Regions from separate parts of the Homo sapiens genome. Here region 2 is linked to region 1. The links are chromatin loops, found by intact Hi-C in ENCODE. Cell type or tissue: dorsolateral prefrontal cortex. All regions are shown on one strand. Links, peaks and the distances in the headings refer to the core of each region. The heading gives the core; the rest is flanking DNA.

Evidence for each region. Peaks named below come from ENCODE experiments on the same cell type or tissue, not always from the same donor. Only the 100,000 strongest peaks of a DNase experiment are listed, where the experiment ranks them.
Region 2: it touches region 1 in a loop (5-fold over the local background); 79 of 110 quality-filtered maps call a loop at or near these places.

Annotation. Positions count from the first base shown.
Region 1 is chr17:45,097,969-45,100,874 of GRCh38, reverse strand. NMT1 (N-myristoyltransferase 1) reads right to left here. Exons shown (of 12, transcript NM_021079.5): 7 at 2,323-2,493; 8 at 1,362-1,470. Among named protein-coding and RNA genes, the nearest start is that of MIR6784, 15 kb to the left of the region's middle. RefSeq lists enhancers at 1,285-1,334, 1,746-2,246, 2,247-2,747. In dorsolateral prefrontal cortex, for the core only: CTCF peaks have their summits at 1,362 and 1,561 (motif pointing right); a DNase peak (open chromatin) is centred at 1,574; H3K27ac peaks cover 2,500 bases.
Region 2 is chr17:44,916,052-44,918,957 of GRCh38, reverse strand. LOC105371793 (a long non-coding RNA gene) reads right to left here and starts at 239. Exons shown (of 2, transcript XR_934781.3): 1 at 1-239. In dorsolateral prefrontal cortex, for the core only: no CTCF peak of the experiment used is centred there; a DNase peak (open chromatin) is centred at 1,857; H3K27ac peaks cover 1,570 bases.

The DNA.
Region 1 (2,906 bases), core at 307-2,806:
TTTTTTTTTTTTGAGACGGAGTCTTGCTCTGTTGCCTAGGTTGGAGTGCAGTGGTGCGATCTTGGCTCACTGCAAGCTCCGCCTCCCAGGTTCATGCCATTCTCCTGCCTCAGCCTCCCAAGTAGCTGGGACTACAGGTGCCCGCCACGCCACGACCAGCTAATTTTTTGTATTTTTATTAGAGACAGGGTTTCACCGTGTTGGCCAGGATGGTCTCGATCTCCTGACCTCGTGATCCGCCTGCCTTGGCCTCCCAAAGTGCTGGGATTACAGGCGTGAGCCACCACGCCCAGGCTTCTTTTATTTTGAGACGGAGTCTCGCTCTGTCGCCTAGGCTGGAGTGCAATGACGTGATCTTGGCTCACTGCAAGCTCCACCTCCCGGGTCCATGCCATTCTCCTGCCTCAGCCTCCCAAGTAGCTGGGACTACAGGCACCCACCACACCACGACTGGCTAATTTTTTATATTTTTACTAGAGACGGGGTTTCACCGTGTTAGCCAGGATGGTCTTGATCTCCTGATCTCGTGATCTGCCCACCTCAGCCTCCCAAAGTGCTGGGATTACAGGCGTGAGCCACTGCGCCTGGCAGCAAAACCCCGTTTCTATAAAAACAAAAATTGGCCGGGCATGGCGGCACACGCCTGTAGTCCCAGCTACTTGGGAGGCTGAGGTGGGAGAATCAGTTGAGTCTGGGAGGTCGAGGCTGCAGTGAGCTGTGACTGTGCCACTGCACTCCAGCCTGGGCAACAGAATGAGACCCTGTCTCAAAACAAAAAAAAAAGAATCCCTACCTGAAGCCAGCCACAGTTGGAGCATTTGTTTCTTTGGGAAACTAGGAAAACTGAGACCCAGAACAGAAAAGCAGCTCACTTTAAGGTTGCCCAGTCCTTCAGCCAAATCTGGGTGGGGAAATTGGGATTAGAAATCGGGGATCCCTCACAAGCTCAGGTCACCCTTTACCTGACCCGGCAGAGGGGCGTCACAGACCCTGTAGTGCATCTGCGCTGGGCTTTGGAACGCGCTGCCGTGTGTATGAAGGTTCACTAAGTGGATTCATCATTCTATTTATGCTTTACTTAGGCTAAAATTACAGAGAATAGGTGTTCTCTGAGCCTTTCAACAGATGGCAGAGAAGCTAGTCCAGGCACAGACTCAGAGGAACTGAGAAAGTTAAACTAAAATAAAATCCTGCTTCAGATAACAGAAATAGAAAGTCCAGGAAATCTGAAGACTATGGGCTGGTTCGCTTTTCCAGTAGGAGAAAGCTCCCTCTCCACCCAGAGCCCTTCTCTCCTGCTGACAGCCAGGCTCTCCTTGCCCTCTCTCTGCCCCCTGCCCACCACCCGGGGCAGCACTGGCCTCTGGCAGTCGGTAGAGCTTCATGGTGCGCTGCATGGTCATATTTCTGCTCAGGTGGGAGAACTTCACTTCAATCAGCTTCCGTGGGTTTAGGGACCGATGCCAATACCTGTGGGGACACAAATGTCCTGTCCTCAGGGTTCTGGCCAATCCCTATTACAAGGACAATGGCAGGGAGACCCCAGCTGGCCAGCAGGTGGCGTGAGAGACACATCAGGTGCCTCCGGAGTCAGTGGTGTCACCCTGCTCTCCAGCCTCCCCCTCCCCACAGTGAGTGCTGCCAAAGCTCCTCCTGGATTTTCTTTCTCCCTATTTTTCTTGCTCAATTTCAAAAACTATTCCTTTGCTACAGCGGTTGTCTGGGGAGACCAATCCTCACTCCTAGAATCAAGTCAACGGAAAAGGACTGTAGTCATGCCCAGAAGATGATGGCAGAGGCACTCACCCTCCTCCCTCCTCCCCTTCTGCTTTCACACCTGGTGTTTTTACTTTTAAAGTTCTCTAAGGAGAGATTATTCAATTGTTTTAAACAACTTTCTAAGGCAGAGGTTGCCCTTAGATCACATAGCTGACTTGCTCTATTTGGTGCACACAATATTCAAAACAATTTGAGCCAACCATTTAAAACTTTAGGACATTTCCCATAAAAATCCAGATTTGGGCTCATCCCTAAAAACAAAAACAAACCACCAGTACCGCCCCCCACCATCTCCAAATGGCAGCAGCCAGCAGACACCAAGAGCCCTCCAGACAAGGCAGGGACTTGCCAATCTGCCATCCCTACAACCCTCCCGCCCTCTCCATGCTCCCCATCTGGCTCCTGCAGGCACCAAGTGCCCGCCTTACCAGATACGCCAGAGGTGGGATGCTAAGGGCGGAGCTGTGACTCACAGTGGCACATGCTCCTCAACTACAGTGCAGACACCCGCATTTTTGGGGCCTTACAGGAAGACAGTTTTACCTGCAGGTGCCAACGGGCTTTGGTAGTACCACCCCGGCAGTGTAAACTGCTTGGAAGATGCCCTCCAGGTGAACCCGCCTGGTGATCTCTCGGATCAGAACTGGAGCAACCCTCTTGGAACGCAGCTTCTTGTGGACACACAGGAAGTTGATCTCTACCATCTTCTTCTCTCTAAGAGGGGGAAAAATCCAGGTGACAAGGTTTTTAACAGGGAAGGGAATGGTGATCCCATCAAGCACGTGCAGCCACACCTAGAAGGACCAGGTCTGCAGCACGGGTGTACTTTTAGCTGCCACCTGCACTCAGTACTGGGACTCCCCACCACACTCCACCAGGCAAGGAGCCTGCCTCACTTCAACAGAATCTATTTCCAAAGGAAGGTGGGACCCAAGCAAACACCTTTATTTGAAGGTACCACCAGCATCTCCCTGATGAGTCCCTAGGAGTTGGCTGGGGAATCCCACCTTTAGCATGCAGGGAAGCAGCACAGGGAACCCACGGGGCAGGTCAAGGCAATTCTAGGGTTTCAAGGGTTCTGATTCCCTCAAGAACACAGCTGGTAATAAGCCCTGAAGACTGTGGCA
Region 2 (2,906 bases), core at 407-2,906, 180 kb after region 1:
TTACATTTTTTTGTATTGCTTATCTATAGTTTCTGACCTTTCTACAATGAATATTTAATTAAAAAGATAATGAAAGTTTGGAACACAACCACGACCAAATCTGTCTGTATCTTTGGTTCTCTGTGCAGACACCTTTAGATAGTTAAGGGTTGGCCAGGCGTGATCTATATGTACCGGTTGTATAGGTCATGCCTGTAATCCCAGCACTTTGGGAGGAAGAGGTGGGAGGGTCACTTGAGCCCAACAGTTCGAGACCAGCCTGGGCAACATGGCGAAACCTTGTCTCTAGTAAAATACAAAAATGAGCTGGGCATGGTGGTGTATCTCTGTGGTCCCAGCTACTAGAGAGGCTGAGGTGGGTGGATCGCTTGAGCCAGGGAGATTGAGGCTGTAGTGAGCTGTGATAGCACCACTTCACTCTAGCCTGGGCAACAGAGCAAGACCCTGTCTCAAAAAACAAAAACAAGATAGTTAAGGGTTGAGTGTGAGGAAAGGTCTGAGGGTTGAGAAGGGGTGGAGGATGCACCTGGGCCTATGACAGGGGTCCACGGAGGTGGCTGATGGCAAAAGCTGGGGGACTCCAACTGCTGATGCTGAAACAAGCTTGTGTCTCACATACACAGGGACAGTTCACTGAGCTTCAATGACAGGCACCTCCTGCTCATCACATCTTTTCTCTCTAGGACAGCTTTGCCCTTATTTTAACTAGACTTCCCTTGAACCAAAAGGGAAGGCTACATGCTGTGACTTGCTGGGCAGCCTGGAAAGGCGGGCCACTCCTAGCCACAGAGATGAGACAGAGTTCAGACAAGAGCTTATCCCCAGTCTTCCTTTTCTATTTTGTTTATTTTATTTTATTTTTTTATTTATTGAGACAGAGTCTCTGTCACCCAGGCTGGGGTGCAGTGATGCGACATTGGCTTACTGCAGTCTCCACCTCCTGGGCTCAGGTGATCCTCCCACCTCAGCCTCCCGAATAGCTGGGATCACAGTAGTGCACCACCATACCTGGCTAATTTTTTTGTATTTTTTGTACAGACAAAATTTCACCACATTGCCCAGGCTGGTCTCGAACTCCTGGACTCAAGCGATCCGCCCACCTCAGCCTCCCAAAGTGCTCGGATTACAGGCATGAGCCACTATGCCCAGCCTTGCTCTTCCTTTAAAGCCTCCTGTCCTTCCCCAGGTCCCCAGTTCATAGCAGGATCAAAGGTCACTGGGCGCTCACCCCGTCTTCAAGATGCTCTTTCCTATGTCACTGCTTACGCCCAGGTCAGATGTGACTAGAGCCTAAGGAGCTCCCACCTCCCTCTCTGTGCTGGGACTCACAGAGGGAGACCTCAGGAGGCAGTCTGTCCATCACATGTCCAAATGCAGAGCATACCCTGGGCTGGGCGCAGTGGCGCACAACTGTAATTCCAGCACTTTGGGAGGCTGATGTGGAAGGATCACTTGAGCCCAGAAGTTCTAGACCAGCCTGGGCAACATGGCAAGACCCTATCTCTACAAAAAAAGTTAAAAAATCAGCCACGTGTGGTGACACACACCTGTAGTCCCAGCTATTCAGGAGGCTGAGGTGAGGGGATCACTTAAGGCTGGGAGGTTGAGGCTGCAGTGAGTCGTGGTTGCGCCACTGCACTCCAGCCTGGGCAACAGTGAGACCCTGTCTCAAAAGACAAAAAAAAAAAAAAAAAAAAAAAGAACATATCCTGGTGTGGAGTAGGGGACGCTGCTCTGACAGAGGCTCGGGGGCCTGAGCTGGCTCTGTGAGCTGGGGAGGAGGCAGACAGCCAGGCCTTGTCTGCAAGCAGACCTGGCAGCATTGGGCTGGCCGCCCCCCAGGGCCTCCTCTTCATGCCCAGTGAATGACTCACCTTGGCACAGACACAATGTTCGGGGTGGGCACAGTGCCTGCTTCCCGCCGCACCCCAGCCCCCCTCAAATGCCTTCCGAGAAGCCCATTGAGCAGGGGGCTTGCATTGCACCCCAGCCTGACAGCCTGGCATCTTGGGATAAAAGCAGCACAGCCCCCTAGGGGCTGCCCTTGCTGTGTGGCGCCACCGGCGGTGGAGAACAAGGCTCTATTCAGCCTGTGCCCAGGAAAGGGGATCAGGGGATGCCCAGGCATGGACAGTGGGTGGCAGGGGGGGAGAGGAGGGCTGTCTGCTTCCCAGAAGTCCAAGGACACAAATGGGTGAGGGGACTGGGCAGGGTTCTGACCCTGTGGGACCAGAGTGGAGGGCGTAGATGGACCTGAAGTCTCCAGGGACAACAGGGCCCAGGTCTCAGGCTCCTAGTTGGGCCCAGTGGCTCCAGCGTTTCCAAACCCATCCATCCCCAGAGGTTCTTCCCATCTCTCCAGGCTGATGTGTGGGAACTCGAGGAAATAAATCTCCAGTGGGAGACGGAGGGGTGGCCAGGGAAACGGGGCGCTGCAGGAATAAAGACGAGCCAGCACAGCCAGCTCATGTGTAACGGCTTTGTGGAGCTGTCAAGGCCTGGTCTCTGGGAGAGAGGCACAGGGAGGCCAGACAAGGAAGGGGTGACCTGGAGGGACAGATCCAGGGGCTAAAGTCCTGATAAGGCAAGAGAGTGCCGGCCCCCTCTTGCCCTATCAGGACCTCCACTGCCACATAGAGGCCATGATTGACCCTTAGACAAAGGGCTGGTGTCCAATCCCAGCCCCCAGCCCCAGAACTCCAGGGAATGAATGGGCAGAGAGCAGGAATGTGGGACATCTGTGTTCAAGGGAAGGACTCCAGGAGTCTGCTGGGAATGAGGCCTAGTAGGAAATGAGGTGGCCCTTGAGGGTACAGAACAGGTTCATTCTTCGCCAAATTCCCAGCACCTTGCAGGCACTTACAGCTGAGTGAGATAATGCCTGGGTTATGAAATCAAAAAGTTGG